Linked DNA regions of Homo sapiens: region 1 is linked to region 2. A link is an interaction called in ENCODE POLR2A ChIA-PET data of the cell type or tissue named here. Cell type or tissue: A673. All regions are shown on one strand. Links, peaks and the distances in the headings refer to the core of each region. The heading gives the core; the rest is flanking DNA.

Region 1 (8,000 bases), core at 1-8,000, 61 kb after region 2:
TTCCCAAAAGAGAGACCCTATCTGCCTCTAGGTGGATGAGGAGTCTATGGATTACCTTCCCTTGAGCCCATGGGCCAGTTGTCAGTGGCCAGAGGGGAGGAAGGGTCATGTGGTTAGGATGCAGCCTACTTTCCATCAAGCAACAGTCAGCATCCATTTGCCCAAGCCCAAGCTAGATATCATTCTCTTCCCTTCCTGTCTCACTCATGTCCCATCAGTCACTACATCCTGAAGTTTTCCCTTTTAAGCATTTTTTTTTGGCATTTCTCCTTTTTTCTCTATTCCCATTGCCATCGACCCGGTTCAGGCCACCATCAGTTCTCACCCAGAGGGTTGCATGAGTCTCCTCCTTATTGATCTCCCTGTCTTCAGTCTCTCTCCCCTAATCTACCTTTTACTCAGTTGCCAGAATAATCAATTTAGTTCCCACATAATGGCCCAAGTTTATATTTAAAAATATAAATCCGACTCTGTTACTCCCGGGGTTTTAAGCAGGGCTTCTCATTGCTAATGAAATAGAACACAGACATCTTTCTGCGGCCTGTACACCCTCCTGCAGATGCGGCTCCTGTCTTCCTCTCTGACCTCGTTTTCCCACCTCCTGCTTTCTGTGCTCTGTGCGCCAGCAACACTGACCTTCTGACTTCTTCTTTAGATGTAGCAGGGCTGCTGCGCTTGCTTTTCCTTCCGCCTGGAACTCTTTCTCTTGATCTTTTCTTAGCTTGCTTCTGTCTCCAGGTCTCAGCCTGGGTGCCACCTCCTCAGAGAAGCCTTCCTGAAACACCCTGTCTAACACTGCCTGTACCTCTACCCTTGGTCTCCGTTACATGCTTTAATATTCTTCGTACTGCTTATCACTGTTCAGTATTTTGTTCATTTCATTTGTTTGGTTGTTTTGTATCTCCCTGACTAAAACAAAAATTCCTTGAGAATAAGAACATTTTTGTTCTTACTCACCACTGTATTTTCAAGCCTAGTGTGTCGTAGTTTCTCAGTAAACATCTGTTAAACTGATAAACAGTGAAATCTCCCTTGTTACTGTTTTTCCCACGGCTGTGTCTTGTGTTTAGCTTTATATGTATTTTTATTTTACCTGTTAGGTTGTGAGCTACTTGAGGGAACAATTTTCTTTTAGTTCATTTTTACGTCTCTCAGGCTTACACATGGTAATTGGCTGAAGATAAGTATACCCCAAAAGGTAGCTCATTTGCTGCATAATTTGTGCTCTGGAAACTTGTCCAATGGCAGAAAGACTGAGCCCTATTCTTCTTCATACTCCCTTTAGATTCCTTTTATTCCACTTCGGAAACCAGACACAGGAAACATCTGACTATAATAAAAGATTGCCAGTAAATTCTAGGTTTCCTCATTGAACAAAGTCATGTGCAGCAAGGCTGTGCTGTACTTTGGTCTGGAATTCAGTTTGGTCACTTGTATGGCAGGCCACATGGCTGCCTCTGGCCTGGGAGCCAGGAACAGCTGGAGCCTGGGATGACTGAAGTAAAAATGACATATTTGCTAGCCTGAGAGGGAGAAGTCTGGATATTCTTGCTCTGTTCCTTGCAAAGCAAACTTCTCAATTTGTTGAATACTAAGTTTTCCCGTTAGCTGTCAAAGTGGTTTATAACTAAAATAATCTTACGTCCTTTAGAATAAATCACAAATAATGAATGGCCAAACTGTTTCTGAAGTCAAAGCAAAATTCATCAAAACAAAATTCATCAAACCTTTAATGCTCACAGCAGATTTCATTTAAAAACTTACACAAAACATGAATATGTCACCAACTTCCTCTGAAAATTTCTGCCCTCTCACTTGCCTCTTCTGAAGTTTAAAAATGTGTGATCGTAAGAGCATTCCGCTACCATTGGAAATAATATTTGCAAAGACTTTGACTCTTTCCAGTAGACTGTCACCTGTTTGATGCTTACCCTTATCACTTTATTTTTATCTTAAGTGCTTATGAAGTGGTCTGTCTTCCTTGGCTTGAAGGCGAAGGCTATCTCTAATTTGGCTCCATGGGGCCTGGCGTGTAATAGCCACTTGATAATATTTGTGAGAAGGAGGGAGAAGTAAAGAAGGGCGAGGAAAGCCCAGTCCATTTAGACTGATATTGTTGGGGTATATTTAAGTATCATGAACTATAAGGATGACCTCAGTAATTAAAGAGAAAAGCTCAACAGCGTTTCAGCATGTACAGTGAATAATGAAGGCATTCAAGAACCTGCCATCCTTTGGCATTGGTACCAGTGAGTTGGAGGTTAAAATCCTAGAGCGGGATTCAGAAGTTCTGTTTTGAACTTTTTGTCCCCTCAAACAATGCAAGTAATACATGTTTACTGTACAAATTTTACAAAAATGCAGAGAATAAGCATTACTATAATTCTGCCACCCAGAGACAACCATGTTTTTAGTCTCTTTTAGTCTTAATTAGTTTTAGTCTTTTAGTTAACTTTTAGCCTTTTTTCTGTACATGTCATTTGAAAAGTTTAAAAGAGACTTTATATCAGGACTGCTTGTGAGTACAAAGAAGATAAATTGCAATTGGAAAAATACTTGTCAACTGCAATAAAAATTTGAAGTGCTTGTTTTTATTGTTGCTCATCCGGGCAGTCAGCTCCTCAGAATTCCATTCCCAATCTTCTTCAGGGGAATGTGATCTCTCGCCTGGAAAACTCTTAGGATGCTTTTCTTATTCCTCCTCTGCGGAGACTCTTTGTGTGAGCACTCATTTTCCTAGGGTGAGGCCAGGTTTGGACCCCTGAACCTTCACAGGACAAGCACACTTCAGGACTGATTGGAACTGATGGGAGTCAATACCCAGAATGGATTTTACCTCCAACTTGTAAAATATCACTCAGATAACATCACCTTTGAAAGAAAGCAAGAATATTTACTAGCTTATTTCTTAGTTGAATAAACATATTGACCACTTTGTATGTATCAGTCATTAGTTAGGCATCAGAGCCTCAAAATGAATAGACAGTCTTTGTCTTCAGGGAACTTTCAGTTTAATGAAAGAAGAAGAAAAGCAAACAAGGATTATAGTGCAGTATAATGAATGCCATAATAGAAGCACAGTGATGGCCTAAAGAAGTAAGTGAGCAGAATTGATCAGAGAGGTCTTCAAGAAGAAGGGGTCAATTGAGTTGGTCTTAATGGAAGAGTGGGAGGTTTTTTTTTTTTTTAATGCAAACCTGCAGAGAAGACAATGTGTTCAACGTCTGAAGACATGAAGGCATGCATCTCTTGGGAAATATAAGTAATTTTGCATATCTGGAACTCAAGGTGGTAAATGAGGCAAATGGTAAAGACATTGAATGTCAGAGCTTGAACTTTATCTTACAGGCCACAGGAAGCCTCTGAAGGGTTTTATTAAAGAACAGAGACACAATCTGTTATGCTTTTTGGAGAAATCAGTAGAAAGGATGGATGGAAATGGGCTATGTTGGAGGCAGAGGTGTGTTTTGGGGGCAATAAGAGCAGTCCCAGCAAAAGATGATAGGCACATGTCCAGAAAAGCAAATCTATAGACAGAAAGTAACTTGGTGGTTCCTGGGGTTGGAGGTTGGGGCAGGGAATGACTGAATGGACATGAGGGATCTTTCTGGAGTGATGAGAATGTTCTAAATTGGATTGTGATGATGGTTATGGAGCTCTGTTAATTTTCTAAAAATCATTGAATTGCACACTTATATGAGTGAATTTCATGGTACGTGAATTATACCTCAATAAAGCTGTTTTTAAAAGCAGGGGTTGGAGGAGTCAGTCTTCTCAATGAGAGGAGATAAATGTGAGAAATGCTGATAAAGAAGTAGAATTGGCCAGGCATGATGGCTCGTGCCTGTAATCCCAACATTTTGGGAGGTCAAAGCAGGAGGATCACTTGAGGCCAGGAATTTGAAAGCAGCCTGGGCAATATGGCAAGATGCTCATCTCTAAAAAAAATTGAAAAGTTAGCCAGGCAGGCTGGCACATGCACCTGTAGTCCTAGCTGTTGAGGAGGCTGATGTGAGTGGATCACTTGAGCCCAGGAATTAGAGGCTGCAGTGAGCCACAATTGCACCACTGCACTCCAGCCCAGGGGACAGGGCAAGACTCTGGCTCTATTAAAAAAAAAAAAAGTAGAATTTATAAGAGTTAGACATTGATTGTATGAGATAGGGTGGTCACCTATCTGTTCAGCCAAGTGTCCTGATTGTGATTCTACATTTTGTAAAAAAGTGGCAACCCTACCTTTTTCTTGGCAGATTTCAAAGCATATGGATCTATCTTTAACTGGCAGTACAGAGTACCTGCCTCAGAAACCACATCCTCCAGCTCTCTGCCACCCAGTTCTTAGCAAACACATGGTTGTGAGAAAAAAATATCGATGAAAGAGTGTCTGAAGATTTGTGATTCATTCATTTTTCTGTACATTGTTATTCAGCAAATATTGAGTGCCAGGTGTAGCAGTGAATAAAGCAGATTTGGTGTCTGCCTTTATGAAACTTACAACCTAGCAGTGGGAACAGATGTTATGTACAGTTATGATAACTATTGTGTTGAATGTCCATGTGCAATGAGAGAAAATGCCCATAATGTTTGGGTGGGGTGTGGCTCTAGACTCTGGTGCCATTTGCATCCGGCTGACACTCCTTTGGAGTAAGTCTGTGGAATCTGATCCCTTTTGAGTCTGGGGTTTCTTGGGTTATCTTGGGCCTTACATCATCTTGGTGCCCCTTATAATTGCTTTTATTGAACTCTATGTTTAATTTATGCCATCATTTGGCATTGGCTTATGTTGTAGGAAACAGCCATACAAGATTTACAGCTGCTTAGTATAGAAATGTAGAATATACAATCTTCAACATCATATGGCGTCTCCTTTTTTTTTTTTTTTTTGACATGGAGTCTTGCTCTGTCACCAGGCTGGAGTCCAGTGGCATGATGTCGGCTCACTGCAACCTCCGCCTCCCAGGTTCAAGTGCTTCTCCTGCCTCAGCCTCCCAAGTAGCCAGGACTACAGGCACGCGTACCACGCCCAGCTAATTTTTTTTTTTTGTATTTTTAGTAGAGACTGTGTTTCACCATGTTGACCAGGATGGTCTCGATCTCTTGACCTCGTGATCCACCCACCTCAGCCTCCCAAAGTGCTGGGATTACAGGCATGAGCCACTGCACCCGGCCGGCATCTCTTTTTCTAAGGCCCACAAGAGAAAGTTCTCTCTGATCACTGTACAGTATTTGCTTTTATGTTTTGGTATTTCAGTTGCTCTGGAGCACCAGACTCCATTTTGCCTCAGGTCTTCACACATGGCCTTCCCTCTGCTTTGAATGTCCTATTCCATTCTTGTTGGGTTTGACCCTCACTTATCCTTCAGCTATGAGTTCAAGCGTCACTTCTTCAGAGATGTCTTCCCTATCCAGTACCCACTCCCCTTCTGTACTCAGTCCAGTTCCTAATATAAACTTTAATAACACTTTCTTTTTTTCTCTTTTATCAGTTTCTAGTTAAATAGTTTGTTCTTTGGTAACATTTTTTTCTCCTAGACTGATAGCAGAAAGATCAATAAGGATAGAGACCATGCTTTTTCTGTTTGCTGCTGTATCTCAGTCATAGTATAGTATCTTGCACATAGCAGTTGCCCAGTGCATATTTATTGGACATTTGATTGAATGAATGAATGAATGAATGAATGAATGCCTTGTGGGTACTGAATCTTGTAACCATTCATTTCCTTTTTTCTTTGGCTGTTTGAAGGCTCAGGCCCTGATTCTGCCTGCGGTGTTTGCGTAGGTACTCATGGCATGCATTTTGTGCACTAACATTTCCCCAACTATATAGTCTTTTTCCTTTCTTTGACATCTTCATTTTAAAATTCTAGTGTACATTGTAAATTTCAATAGGCCACTATAAGCCTTTTTTGGGGAAGAAACAATGAACAATTGAGTATATAAGTAGAAGAAAGGGCAAGATCAAAGGGGAAATGTTAGTGCCTTTAACTAGATTCAGGAAGGAACTTTTATTTTGCTTTGTTTTAATTCCATTTTCACTAGAAGAAAGAAAAAGAAGTAAATTTGTCCCCTAATCTGGCAAGAAATGCCTCTAAAGAATTTGGGGCCTGTCCCTGCCTTGAGACGTCTCTCCCTCTGGCAGGAGGCAAGGGGTACTGGGCTGGGCAGGGTCTCCTGGCTCAGTGGATGGGTGGGCATGGGCCTGGGAGGCTGGGCTGTTCGACTGAGTTCCCTTCCAGTTGACTCTGCTTTGAGGGAGGGTTTGGGCAGAGCCAGTGGGAGCTTGCTTTTTTATTATAAGAAGGAGAAAGAAATGAACTTGTCCTCTTGTGTTGCAGATTCAGTGGTTCTTTCCTTTGACTCCGCTGGACAAACACTAGGCTCAGGTACCAACTCTTCCCCCTCTATCATCTTTTTGGCCTTCAATATTAGCCATATTTTTTGTGAAGCCTAATCAAGTATGGGTTTGCTGGGGAGGGCAGTGGAATATCCCAGAATTGGGGGAAGTCTCAAGAAGCCTTTCTAGAGACTTTATGGTCAGGGAAGCAGAAGAGGGACATATCCAGAGAACTTTTCCAGTTACTTTAAAAGTGCACAGAGGAGTTACAGTAGATGCTCCCTCTTCATTCAGAGTTGTCAAGAGTCACATAAAAGGATGTCTGTTTTCTGTGCATATATCCTGTCTCAGAAGGTGGGGCAGAGGGCATTGAAAGACCCCAGGCTGTGGGAATGCTGGAGCAGATAACCATCAGGGCTCTCTACTAGAATGCTGGGCTGGTGGGAGCATCCCAGTTTCCTGAGGACATACACTCCATTGCATGTTTACATGCACACCCCATATATTCAAATACAGACCTCTTCCAGGAGAGGAGTACCACACTGTACTGTGTACTCATGCCAAAATGCATGTAGGTGGACACACTCCTTCTCTTCCCTGTTTACAGTGCAGGACACACAGATCAGCACACCTGCCCCAAATTCACCCAGACCCAGTGGAGCCTGGCTCTGCCATGTCTAGGGCAGTTTACCTGTTCCACATCACTGTGCCTGTTGACAGGAAGTGGGAAGAGACTACTTTGATTCCTCAGCTTGCTGCCATTGGGTCCCTATGGGAGCCTCAGAATGACGTGACTTTGAGGGAAGAGTATCTCTGTGTTTTTAGGTAAAGTCAGGTGGGCCTCATACCATGGGTACTGCCAGTGAATGCCAGGGAGACTGCTGGCCTGTTGAGGGCAGTTAATTCATTTTGCCGTCCTTAGATATGGTAGATTGATGATTCACAAAACAGCCATGAGGGTCAGGCAGTTGTAGTAGAGTGGACAAGAGGAAAGACATTCAGAGAATATGATCACAGCCACCACTATTTACTGAGGGTCTGCCTGTTTTACTGTGTGCCAGCACTGTGCTGAGTGCTTGATACACCTCTCAGCTATCTCTTACAATCGCTTTTTATTTTTATTTTTTTTATTTTTAATGTTTATGGGTACATAGTGGGTGTATATATTTATAGGGTACATGAGATGTTTTGATACAGGCATACAATGAGTAATAATCACATCAGGGCAAATGGGGTATCCATTATCTGAAGCATTTACGGTTTATTTGTGTTACAGACATTTCAATTACACTCTTTTAATTATTTCAAAATACACAATAAATTTTTGTTGACTATAATCACTCTGCTGTGCTATCAAATACTAGATCTCCTTACAACAGCTTTGATATCTTTAATTATAGATAAAGAAGCTAATGCTCAAAGACATGAAGTAACCTGTTCAGGGCCATTCATATCTGTCTAACTCTAGAGCCCATCCTCTCTCCCTTAGCATCTTTCTATCTCATACCTTGTGTGCTTCCCACCAAAATGCTGAGGCTATGAGAAGTCACTTTAAGGTAGAGTGGACAGACAGAAAGAGTTCTTAAATGGATCCAAAACTTGCATCTATTTGTATAGTAAAAGATTGGTCATTTTATTACATAAAAGTTGAGAACTTCTATTAATC
Region 2 (12,466 bases), core at 1,898-9,897:
ATGTTGGCCAGACTGGTCTCAAACTCCTGACCTCAGGTGATCCACCTGCCTCGGCCTCCCAAAGTGCTGGAATTACAGGCGTGAGCCACCACGCCCGGCCTTCCCTCCTCTCTTGGCATGTGATATCTGCTCCCTTTCCGCTTCTGCCATGAGTGGAAGCACCCTGAAGCTCTCATCAGAAGTGGATGCTGCTGCCTTGCTTCTTATACAGCCTACAGAACTGTAAGCCAAATAAACTCGTTTCTTTAGAAATTACCCAGTCTCAGGTATTTCTTTTTTCTTTTTTTATACCAGTCTCAAGTATTTCTTTTTTCTTTTTTTTAGACAGAGTCTCACTCTGTTGCCCAGGATGGAGTGCAGTGGCATGATCTCAGCTCACTGCAACCTCTGCCTCCTGGGTTCAAGTGATTCTCCTGTCTCAGCTTCCCAAGTATTTGGGTTTACAGGCACACATCACCATGCCTGGCTAATTTTCGTATTTTTAGTAGAGATGAGGTTTCACCATATTGGCCAGGCTAGTCTCGAACTCCTGACCTCAGGTGATCTGCCCGCCTCGGCCTCCCAAAGTGCTGGGATTACAGGCGTGAGCCACTGTGTCCAGCCTCAGGTATTTATTTATAGCAAAGCAAATGGACTAAGAGTCAGCATAATGGTGGTAAACGAAGTCACAGAAGAGGATGACATTGCTTTGGGGATATCTGCAGAATGAGAATGTAAGAAAGCCTAAGATAGCACCCTGAGCTGCTCTCTATATTTAAAATTGTTGTGTGTATATGTAATATATGTATGCATATATATATATGCATTCAAATTATACCTTTAGAATGTATTACTTTTTGGAATGTGTACAAATTATATTGTGTCTAGAGTTGGGGAATATAATTGTAAATATATTTTATTTATTTATTTATTTATTTTTTGAGATAGGGTCTCACTTTGTTTCCCAGTCTGGATTGCAGTGGTGCAATCTCAGCTAACTGCAACGTCTGCCTCCCATGCTCAAGTGATCCTCCTGCTTCAGCCCCATGAGTAGCTGGGACTACAGGCCCTCACCACCACACCTGGCTATTTTCATTTTTTTTTTTTTTTTTGTAGAGATGGGGTTTCGCCATGTTGCCCAGGCTGGTCTCAAACTCCTGAGCTCATGCCATCTGCCTTCCTCAGCCTCCCAAAATGCTGGGATTACAGGCTATTTTATTTTTAAACAAACTCTGCTTGAGTGTTACTATATTTGAGGCACTATGCTGATAAATGCTAGTGATTTAACAGACCTAAGTTATAGGTTCTTTTTTCAAATTGTATGCTAATTATCTGCAGAGGCAGAAAAAGAGACAAGATGTTTTCTAAATGCTATGATGGAGGTGAGCATGGGATGTTATGGAGCACAGTCATGGTGTAGGGCTGTGATTAAGGAAAGCTTGCTGAAGGAACTAACACTTGAACACAGTCCTAAAAGATGAGTGGCAAAGAAGGCAGAGAAAGGCTCTTACCACCTCTCACAGTTTTAGGGGCTGTATAAAGGTCAAATTGCGGGAGGACTGTAAAGTGTCCAGTGGATGTGGCACTTACGAGGTCAGTGGTAAACTCATTTACCACAGTGACAGGTGGGATTAGAAGCCAGATCAGACCACAGAGTTGAAGAATTAATGAGAAGAGAGAAGTCAGAAGTCCTCTAAGGTGGGGCCTGAGTTTCTGTGTTTCGGTGTCCTCGCTGCCATGTGTAATCCCTAGCACATAGTGTTTGTCCTATTAGCTTTGGACAGAAGAGAGCCACTTCCCTCTCTGGGATAAGATGCATGTATGTGGAGAGGATGTGTCCAAATCGCTGTGCTCCATCTGCATTCTAGAGGGAGCATCTGCAACTCTTTACCTGCATGCTTTTTTCTTTTTTCTTTTCTTTTCTTTCTTTTTTTTGAGATGGAGTTTCACTCTTGTTGCTCAGGCTGCAGTGCAGTGGTGCAATCGGCTTACTCCAACCTCTGACTCCCAGGTTCAAGCTATTCTCCTGCCTCAGCCTCCCAAGTAGCTGGGATTATAGGCATGCACCATCACGCCCAGCTAATTTTGTATTTTTAGTGGAGACGGGTTTTACCATGTTGGTCAGACTGGTCTTGAACTGACCTCAGGTGATCCACCCACCTCGGCGTCTCAAAGTGCTGGGATTACAGCATGAGCCGCTGCGCCTGGCCTGCATGCTTTTTTCTGACCATACAGGGAGGCCAAGTGCAGTCCCACAGCCAGAATTCTCTGTCTTAAATCTACTTCTAGCATTTTTATTTTTTATTTATCTTTTTCTGTCTCTCATGGTTGAGTGCCTGATACTCTTATTAAATTTAATTAATTAATTAATTTTTTTGAGACAGTGTCCCACTCTGTCACCCAGGCTGGAGTGTACTGGCATGGTCTCAGTTCACCGCAGCCTCCACTTCCCAGTCTTAAGTGATCCTCCCACCTCAGCCTCCTGAGTTGCTGGGACTACAGGCACGCACCACCGTGCCTAGCTAATTTTTGTATTTTTTGTAGAGACGGTTTCGCTATGTTGCCCAGGCTAATCTCGAACTCTTAGGGTCAAGTGATGTGCCTGCCTTAGCTTCCCAAAGTGCTGGGATTACAGGCGTGAGCCATCGCACCCAGCCTCACGTTTTATTTTTCTCATTTAGTACGATACCAAAAGCATTTCTCTATACCATTAAAAAATTTTTTTAAGTTTATGCAGCCATTTAAAGTGGCTGCATAAACTCTCATTTAGATGTTTATTTGAACATTTAGTTTAAAATTCCTTTCCCTTTTTAACTTTTCATTTTGAAATAACTTCTTATTTACAAAAGAGTTGTAGAAATATTACAAAGAACTCCCATATGTCCCCTTCAGCTAGCTTATTGTGATGTCTGTCAGATTTCTCAACTTCAAAGTTACTCTGTTCCCCTCTGTTAATAATTAGTGAGGAAATAGTTTAAAACTATTTTATATCTTATTTTTTATTTATTTATTTATAAGAGATAGGGTCTTGCTCTGTCACTCAGGCTGGAGTGCGGTGGCATGATCTTAGCTCATTGCAGCCTCTAACTCCTGGGCTCAAGTAATCCTCCCTCCTCAGCCTCCCAAGTAGCTGGGACTACAGGCACATGCCACTATGCCCAGCTAATCTTAAAATTTTTTCTAGAGGTGGAATTTTGCTGTGTTGCCCAGGCTGGTCTTGAACTCTTGGCCTCATGTGATCCTCCTACCTTGGCCTCCCAAAGTGCTAGTATTACAGGCATGGGCTACTGTGCCTGGCCTATATCCCATTTCTTTTTCTTTTCTTGAGATAGAGTCTTGTTTTCTTGTTCAGGCTGGAGTGCAGTGGCACGATCTTGGCTCACTGCAGCCTCCGCCTGCCGAGTTCAAGCAATTCTTCTGCCTCAGCCACACAAGTAGCTGAGATTACAGGTGGGTGCCACCATGCCTGGCTAATTTTTGTATTTTTAGTAATATGGGGTTTCCCCATGTTGGCCAGGCTGGTCTCGAACTCCTGACCTCAAATGATCCGCCTGCCTCGGCCTCCCAAAGTGCTGGGATTACAGGTGTAAGCCATTGTTTCTGGCCCTGTATCCCATTTCTTGTAAAACTTGTATGCATTAATTTTAGCATCCATTGATGTTTCTTGGGTGAATTATTACTATAATGGTTCCTAAATGGTGATTTTCTAATTACATTATTCCTTCTATTTTCATCAGCTGTCGTTTCACTCTGAGAGCTTTCTCCCCCTTTATTAGATTCTTATTTAATGGATTATAATCTGTTATTATCAGTCTTTATCTTGATGCTGAATTGCTCCAGATCTGACCAGTGGGAGCTCCTCAGGCTGATTCCTTTTTCCTTTTGACCTGTCCTCACTCTGAGCATTTTCCCATTTTCAGGCACAACAAGGTGGCCCAGACTTACCTTACGCCTTCTCTGCCCCAGCCTTGGAGTCAGCCATTCTTCCAAGGAGACCTGCTTCCTTTTTTTTTTTTAAGCAATTGTTTATTACACTCCTGCTATATGCTATAAGATGATGAGCAAAACCAGACACAATTTCAGCCCTGGAAGGAGAAAAGGGAGGTCGATATTAATCAAGTAATAACATTAATGGGGGCATTTCTCAAGTGAGAGAAGTGCACTAAGGAAAGAAATGTGATTCTATGGTAGGGTAATAAAAGATCCTTGACTGGGGAGGGGCAGCATACCAGTAATTAACTGATCTGAAGAATCAGTAGAAATTAACTTGGTAAAAAGTGAAAGTGGATGGCTGAGTGGGACCAGCATTCAGAAGGCAGGTGCCTGCAGAGAAAGCCATCAGTTTTAACAAGAAATGCTGTATCAGAGATGAAACTAAACCTATTCCTCATCTTTTCTTCTTGCTTCAAACATAACTTTGAAAAATCATTTATGCTGTCTTTAGCCTCATCCCTTCCCCAAACTTCACATTGTTCTGGGTTTTAGGTGTCTCAAAAATTTTTTTTTTCTCCCGGAAGACCCATGACTCCTCTTGAATATTAAGTGCCTTTTTCTATCTGTGTCCTAAACCTTTTTTAAAAAAATAATTTCAACTTTTATTTTCAATTCAGTGATACATGTTCAGGTTTGTTACATGGGTATTGTGTGATGCTGAGATTTGGAGTATGATTGATCCTGTCACCCATGTACTCAGCATAGTACCCAACAGTTCATTTTTCAACCCTTGCGCCTTCACCCCTCATCCCCATCTAGTAGTCTCCAGTGTCTGTTATTGCCATCTGTGTGTCCGTAAGTACCCAATGTTTAGCTGCCACTTACAAGTAAGAACATGTGGTATTTGGTTTTCTGTTCCTGCGTTAATTTGCTTAGGATGATGGCCTCCAGCAGCAACCATGTTGCTGCAAAGACCTGAATTCATTCTTTTTTTATGGCTGCACCCTGCTTCTTGTTAGTGGAGAATAGTATTTCAAAACCAAGATCTACGGAGGTTATCGTGAGCTGAAATCGCACCATTGCACTCCAGCCTGGGCAACAAGAGCGAAACTCCTTCTCAGAAAACAAAAACAAAAACAAAAACACCATCAAAATCTAGGTACTAGATATGCTTCATGCTGTTGAGATATGACCACTGCCAGGGTCTTTCTGTGGGCAGAGCTAAAGAGTTATATGTTGGGGGGGTGGGCACAGTGGCGCACGCCTGTAATCCCAGCACTTTGGGAGGCCAAGGCAGGAGGATCATTTGAGTCTAGGAGTTTGATACCAACCTGGGCCACATAGCAAGACCCTGTTGCCACAAAAAGTTAAAAAAATTTTAGTAGCTGGGCGTGGTGACACGTGCCTATGGTCCTACCTACTTGGGAAGCTGAGATGGGAGGATCACTTGAGCCCAGGAGGTCGAGGTTGCAGTGAGGTATGATCACGCCACTGCACTCTGGTCTGAATGACAGAAACTGTTTAAAAAAAATTATATGTGTGTATACACACAAATGTACACACACTATCCTCACTATATTTATTTTTATGTCTTTGTATATATAACACACATATATACACATATGTATACACACATATGTACATATACACACACACACATATATATTTCTGTATTATTGTTCGTTTTGAGACAGAGTCTCTCTTTGTCGCCCAGGCTGGAGTGCAGTTGCATGTTCTCAGCTCACTGCAGCCTTCACTGCCTAGGCTCAAGTGCTCCTCCCACTGCAGACTCCTGAGTAACTGGGACTACAGGCACATGCCACCAGGCCTAGCTAATTTTTAAATTTTTTGTAGAGACAATTATTTTTCTTTTTTTTTTTTTTTTTTGAGACAGATTCTCACTCTGTCACCCAGGCTGGAGTGCAGTGCCATGATCTGGGCTCACTGCAACCTCTGCCTCCCCAGTTCAAGTGATTCTCCTGCCTCAGCCTCCCAAGTAGCTGGGATTACAGGTGTCCACTACCACGCCCAGCTATCGAGACAATTTTTTGTAAAGACTATATTGCCCAGGCTGGTCTCAAACTCTTGGGCTCAAGTGATCCTTATTCCTTGGCCTCCCAAAGTACGGGGATTACAGGTGTGAGCCACCATGCCTGGTTATATATTAAAAACCATTTTTTTCCCACTGAATACCTCCAATTTCAATACAAGTCAAAATATTAATTCCAGTTTTCCCTTTCCATATTTGTAACTTTCTTCTCCATCATTGGGAAATCTTGTTCCCATTAGCTTCAATACATTTACTTATCTGGTCAATCCCAAATCACCTGTTGCCACAACCTAGACCCCTCACATGGACTAATGTCCCTCTCTCCCCTTTCACCCCAGGCATGTGTGACTCTCCCTAAAGCCTACTGGTTTTTAGATTATTTAGAAAGGAAGGGATAGAGGGACCTCATTTTGTTTATGGATGCATAGTACCTATTTTGTGTATGTACCATAGTTGATTCAACCCTTGTTGAAGGACATTTGGAGTACATTGAATCTTACTCTGTTACGTTACAAATAGTGCTACAATAAGTGGCCATTCACATAAGACTTTTTGTATTTTTGTCAGTGTATCTTTGGGATAGTTTCTTAGAAGTGAGACTATTGGGTTAAAGGGTTAAAAGCATGTGTAATTTTGTTAGATATTTTCAAATCCCTTCCACCACCAGTAATGTATGAAAGCCTGTTTTTACCCCACAGCCTCACTTCTAGAATGTGTCAGACTTTTGTCCTAGCGGCGAGTTTGAAATTACATCTCTCACAGGATCTCGGGATATTGTTCTCCTTGTCTTGGAGGCTTTGGCTTCCTTTAAGCTCTTTTTTGCTCTTTTGTATGTTGTCTACTTTTGGAAATCAGTTTCCTCCTTGGGATTTGTTCTACTCTTGTCATTTGAAGATTGTTTTCCCTAATGGAAAAGACTGAAATAAAACAGGTGATTACTTCAGCCTTCTCACTGCCATATTTGTTGAAAAGAATGGCTGCATCTGTTGACTCACTGACTGTTGTGTGTCTGCCAGAGCCTTGGGCTGTGGTCACTGTATGGTTGTGACAATTCAGCATCACATCTCTTGCATTTGGCACAGAAAGGAGAGGGGTGGTGCCAGCCACTTCTGCCCCCTTCTAAAAGAAAAGAAAATTCTTTCTAAGAGCCACTTGCCTTTTGTGCGCAGACTACTTACAACTTAAATTTTTAGTTGTTCTCAGTGGGAAGTTTGGACAAGATATATAGTTCCTTGTGTAGTTAGAAATACAAGTTTCTGATTTCTTTTTCTTTTCTTTTTTTCTTTCTTTTCTTTTCTTTCTTTTTTTTTTTTTTTTTTAGACAGAGTCTTGCTCTGTTGCCCAGGCGGGGGTGTAGTGATGTCATAATGGCTTACTGTAACCTCAAACTTATGGGCTCAAGCAATCCTCCTACCTCAGCCTCTCAAATAGCTAGGACTACAGGCCCATGCCACCATGCCTGGCTGATTTTTAATTTTTTTCTGGAGACAGGATCTTACTATGTTGCACAGGCTGGTCTCAAATTCCTGGCCTCTCAAAGTGCTAGGATTACAGGCATGAACCACCATGCCTAGCCATCAAGTCTCTGATTTCTATTTCACTTAAAACTTTATGTATTTACTTTTACAAATATAAACATTAAAAATAAATATATGGATAAATAAATACCTTGTCAAAGTATTCCATCTGAACCCACTTTTCAGAGATAATTATTGTCAATAGTTTGGTGCATATTCTTTTATGTATGTACTAGATACTTAGTCTTATTTTTTTTTTCTTTGAGATGGCATCTCACTCTGTCATCCAGGCTGGAGTACAGTGGTGCAACCTTGGCTTACTGCAACCTCAACCTCCTGGGCTCAACAAATCCTACCTTAGCCTCCCAATTGGTTGGGGCTATACCACCAGTACAGGCACATACCACCATGCCTGAATAATATTTTTTTATTTTTATTATTGAGATAGAGTCTCGCTCTGTCGCCCAGGCTTGGAGTGCAGTGGCACGATTTCGGCTCACTGCAACCTCCGCCTGCTGGGTTCAAGCGATTCCCCTGCCTCAGCGTCCCAAGTAGCTGGGACTACAGGTGCGTGCCACCGCACCCAGCTAATTTTTTTTTTTTTTTTTTTTTTTTGAGATGGAGTCTTGCTCTGTCACTCGGGCTGGAGTGCAGTGGCGCGATCTAGGCTCACTGCAAGCTCCACCTCCCGGGTTCACGCCATTCTCCTGCCTCAGCCTCCCGAGTAGCTGGGGCTACAGGCGCCCGCCACCATGCCCGGCTAATTTTAATTTTTTTTTTTTTTTTTTTTTAGTAGAGATGGGGTTTCACTGTGTTAGCCAGGATGGTCTCGATCTCTTGACCTCGTGATCCGCCCACCTCGGCCTCCCAAAGTGCTGGGATTGTAGGCGTGAGCCACTGCGCCCGGCCTAATTTTTTGTATTTTTAGTAGAGACGGGATTTCACAGTGTTAGCCAGGATGGTCTTGATCTCCTGACCTCGTGATCCACCCACCTTGGCCTCCCAAAGTACTGTGATTACAGGCATGAGCCACTATGCCCGGCCCTGACTAATTTTTAAAAAAAATTTTTTGTAGAGACAGGGTCCTACTGTGTTGCCCAGGTTGGTTTAGAATTCCTGGGCTCAAGTGATCAACCAGCCTCAGCCTCCCAAAGTGCTGGGATTACAGGTATGAGTCATGGCGCCCGGCCCTTAATCTTAATTTTTAAATATTATTGTCATCTTCGTTTGTTGTTGCCAGTATGGGGCCATATATGTACATACTATTCTACAGCTAGATTTTTTTTCACTTAGCAGTAGGTTCTAGACACACTTCCCTGTTAGTACATGCAGATATGCCTCATTCTTTCCAGCTGGTACATTATATTCTGCACTGTTATTCTCCTGCCCTGGCAGATACTTTATTCACCTTCGTTTCTTCTGTGTACTGGCAGCTGGTCTCTGTTACCTGCATCATCTGGGCTTCCTTGCCTTCTGGCTTCCAGCTGGGATCAGCTGATAAAAGACACTGCCAGGAGATCTGAGGGCCAATGTTGGGAGGAGTCAGACTATGTTTTATCCCCCACTGTCCCTTGCCATGGTTCTAGTAGCAGCTGTGCTCGTTATCCGTGATCACTGCTCTTGTAGGGTGGCTTCTCTTCTCCAGCCAGCTCTTGCTGGGCTCCAGTGACACCCTTCTCTTCTTTTGCCCTTTGAGGTTGAAGGGTAGAAATAGCTTCCTGCCGTTTCTAGTCCCTGGCTGCTTCACCATTCCTTGTTGGTTCCTTTAAATGCTGCTCACAACAGCTATAAAAAATCCTGTCATTAAACTGCCTTCAGTTTACTCCTTTGCATATGCCATCTCTTTCCTGCTAAGACCTCAATGGATGTGACCAGGGAGACTTACCATAATTTAATTATTGGGTCCCTATTATTGGGCATTTAAACTGTTTCTAGTATCTTGCTGTTATACTCAGAGTTGCTAATGAACATTCATGTACATGTCCTTTTTAATATTTGTTGGAGTATTGTTTGAGAAAAAAGTCATAGGAATAGAAAGACTGGGCTAAGGTATATGAATATTATAAATTTCAATAGATACTTCTAAATTGTTCCCAAAGGAGTCTACCAATTTACATTTCTACAATGTGTTGTTTGATTTTTTTAATAGTAAAAAATTAATGGAGGCAGTACTTGTGACTTCATAAAAAATACTTTTTTTTTTTTTTTTAAGAGACAGCATCTCTCTGTTGCCCAGGCTGATGTGCAGTAGCATGATCATAGCTCACTGCAGCCTCGAACTCCTCAAGCAGTCTTGAGGCGGGCTCAAGCAATCTTCCCGCCTCAGCCTCCCAAGTAGCTGGGACTATAGGCACATGCCACCATGTCCAGCTAATCTTAAAATTTTTTGTAGAGATGGGGGTCTCATCTCATCATCTTGCCCAGGCTGGTCTCGAACTCCTGGGCTCATGCAGTCCTCCTACTTCGGCCTCTCAGGTCTGAGCTGCCATGCTAGGCCCTATGACAAATAAATTTAATTCAGAAGTGTACAAAGGGAAAAGTAAAAGTCCTCTGAGTCTCACCTGCTTCTCATCATCCCATCCTATTCCCTACAGGTAAGCATGCTAACAGCTGTATAGCCTGTCAGGCCTTTCTCCCATTTTTATATGTACATGCTTAGCGTAGAGTAAATTGAGTACATTTATATGTATAAAGTAAACTCATTCGTATGTGTGCGTATATGTATCTCTTTCTCTATTTGAGATAACATATTTCTAGACTCTGTTCTCTTCCATTGACCTGTTTTTTCCTCTGCCAGTACCTATCTACCTTAGTAATTATAGCTTTGAGTTGGTTCGATATCTGGCAAGGCAGATTCTCATCCCATTATTTTTCATTTTAAGAAATTTCTTGGCCCTTCTTGGGCCTGAACTCTTCAGATTATCTTTAGATCCAAGTTCAGAAAATTCATGGATTTTGACTGGAATGAAACTGAATTTATAGAAAACTCACATTTCAGGAAAACTGACATATTTCAAATTGAATCTTCTCACTTAAGAACCTCTTTCACCGGGCGTGGTGGCTCACGCCTGTAATCCCAGCACTTTGGGAGGCCGAGGTGGGTGGATCACGAGGTCAGGAGGCCATCCTGGCCAACATGGTGAAACCCCATCTCTATTAAAAATACAAAAAAATCAGCTAGGTGTGGTGGCGCGTGCCTGTAATCCCAGCTACTCGGGAGGCTGAGGCAGGAGAATCGCTTGAACCCGGGGAGGTGGAAGTTGCAGTGAACCGAGATCGTGCCATTGCACTCCAGCCTGGGCGACAGAGGGAAACTCCATCTCGGGGGGTAAAAAAAAAGAACCTCCTTTGTCTCTTTATTTACTCAGATATTTTATGTTCTTTGGTGAAAGTCTTGCCCATTTCTTGCTAAGTTTATTTTTAGTTATTTTATAGATTTTGTTGCCATCATGAATGGAATTTTTTCACTTTATGTTTTCTTTTCTTTCTTCTCTTTCTTTCTTCTTCTTCTTTTTTTTTTGTTTTTTTTTTTTTTGAGACAGGGTCTTGCTCTGTCACCCAGGCTGGAGTACAGTGGCACGCTCACAACTCACTGCAGCCTCAACCTCCTGGGCTTAAAGGATCCTCCTGCCTCAGCTTCCTGGGTAGCTAGGACCACAGATGCACACTACTAGGCCTGGCTAACTTTTTAATTTTTCTTTTTGTAGAGATAGGATCTCATCATGTTGCCTAGGCTGGCCTCAAACTCCAGGGCTCAAGCAGTTCTCCTGCCTCAGCCTACCAAAGTTCTGGGATTATAGGCGTGAGCCACTGTGCCCAGCCCACCTAACATTTTCTAATTGGTTATTGCTGGTATGGTTTTTAAGAATGTGTTGATTTTTGTAAATTAATCTTATAATCATAATCACCTACTTTATTGAACTTCCTATTCTAATGATTTTTTAGTATATTCTCTTGGCTTTCCTAGGTGGACAATTATCTGTAAATTATAATGTTTTGTCACACCATTATTAATATTTATACATCATTTTTTTCTCTTATGTCATTGTAATTTTGTGGCTGAGATATCTGATTGGGTTTGGTTGAGGGCCTGACCCAGGGCAGTCTTCTTGGCCAATGTTACATTTTACATTTAAGGTGTACCTGCTATGCATCCTTTTACATCAAAGGATGCATAGCAGGTACAGTAGCAGGGTGGGTGAATTCCAGACAGACCTTGAGGATAGAAACAAGGCAGCATTCAATGAATAGAAAGTACAATGACTAGAGCATAGGGCACAAATGAGGTTGAGAGAAGCAAGAGATGGATTGGAGAGTAAATCGAGGCTCAGTCAGAAACCGCTAGGCTGTAAGGAGCAATTACTTTATTCAGAGGAGTTGAGAATTGAATGAAAGCTATGTTAGGCAGAATGGCTCTTTAAAGATATCCACACCGTAATCCCTGGAACCTATGAATTTGTTACTCGACATGGCACAAGGGACTTCACAGATATAATTAAGGTTTTGGGTCTTCAAATAGGGAGATTATCCTGGATTATTAAGGTGGGCCCAATATAATCACATGGGCCCCAAAAAGCAAAGAAGTTTCTCCAGCTGGAAGAGAAGCAAGATATGGCGGAGGGGGAATTTGGAGAGATTCAAAGAGTGAGAGAGCCTGAAGGGGACCACATGGAAAGCATGAAAAGGACTGTAGGCCTGAAGGCTGGCCCCTGGCAGATAACCAGCCGGGAAACGGGGGCCTTGTCCCTACAGCTGCACGAACTGAATTCAGCCAACGGCCTGAGTGAGCATGGAAGTGGATTCTTCTCCAGGGCCTCCAGAAGGGAACACAGCCCTACCAGCACCTTGGTTTTGGCCTTGTGCGACTCTAAGCAAGGATCCAGCTGAGCCTCACCATATCCAGATTTTGGCCTTCAGAACTCTGAGATAATTTTGTGTTGTTTTAAACTGCTAAGTTTGTGACACTTTGCCACAGCAGCAGTAGAGA

The links. Peaks named below come from ENCODE experiments on the same cell type or tissue, not always from the same donor. Only the 100,000 strongest peaks of a DNase experiment are listed, where the experiment ranks them.
Region 1: POLR2A ChIA-PET joins it to region 2 with 18 read pairs; 6 of 35 experiments call an interaction of 5 or more read pairs at or near these places.

The regions. Positions count from the first base shown.
Region 1 is chr1:43,785,767-43,793,766 of GRCh38, forward strand. It overlaps ST3GAL3 (ST3 beta-galactoside alpha-2,3-sialyltransferase 3), which reads left to right. Exons shown (of 12, transcript NM_006279.5): 3 at 6,336-6,383. Among named protein-coding and RNA genes, the nearest start is that of MIR6079, 49 kb to the right of the region's middle. In A673, for the core only: no CTCF peak of the experiment used is centred there; no DNase peak of the experiment used is centred there.
Region 2 is chr1:43,723,309-43,735,774 of GRCh38, forward strand. All of the region lies in intron 1 of ST3GAL3 (ST3 beta-galactoside alpha-2,3-sialyltransferase 3), which reads left to right. It overlaps ST3GAL3-AS1 (ST3GAL3 antisense RNA 1), which reads right to left and starts at 4,035. Exons shown (of 4, transcript NR_125986.1): 1 at 3,925-4,035. In A673, for the core only: no CTCF peak of the experiment used is centred there; no DNase peak of the experiment used is centred there.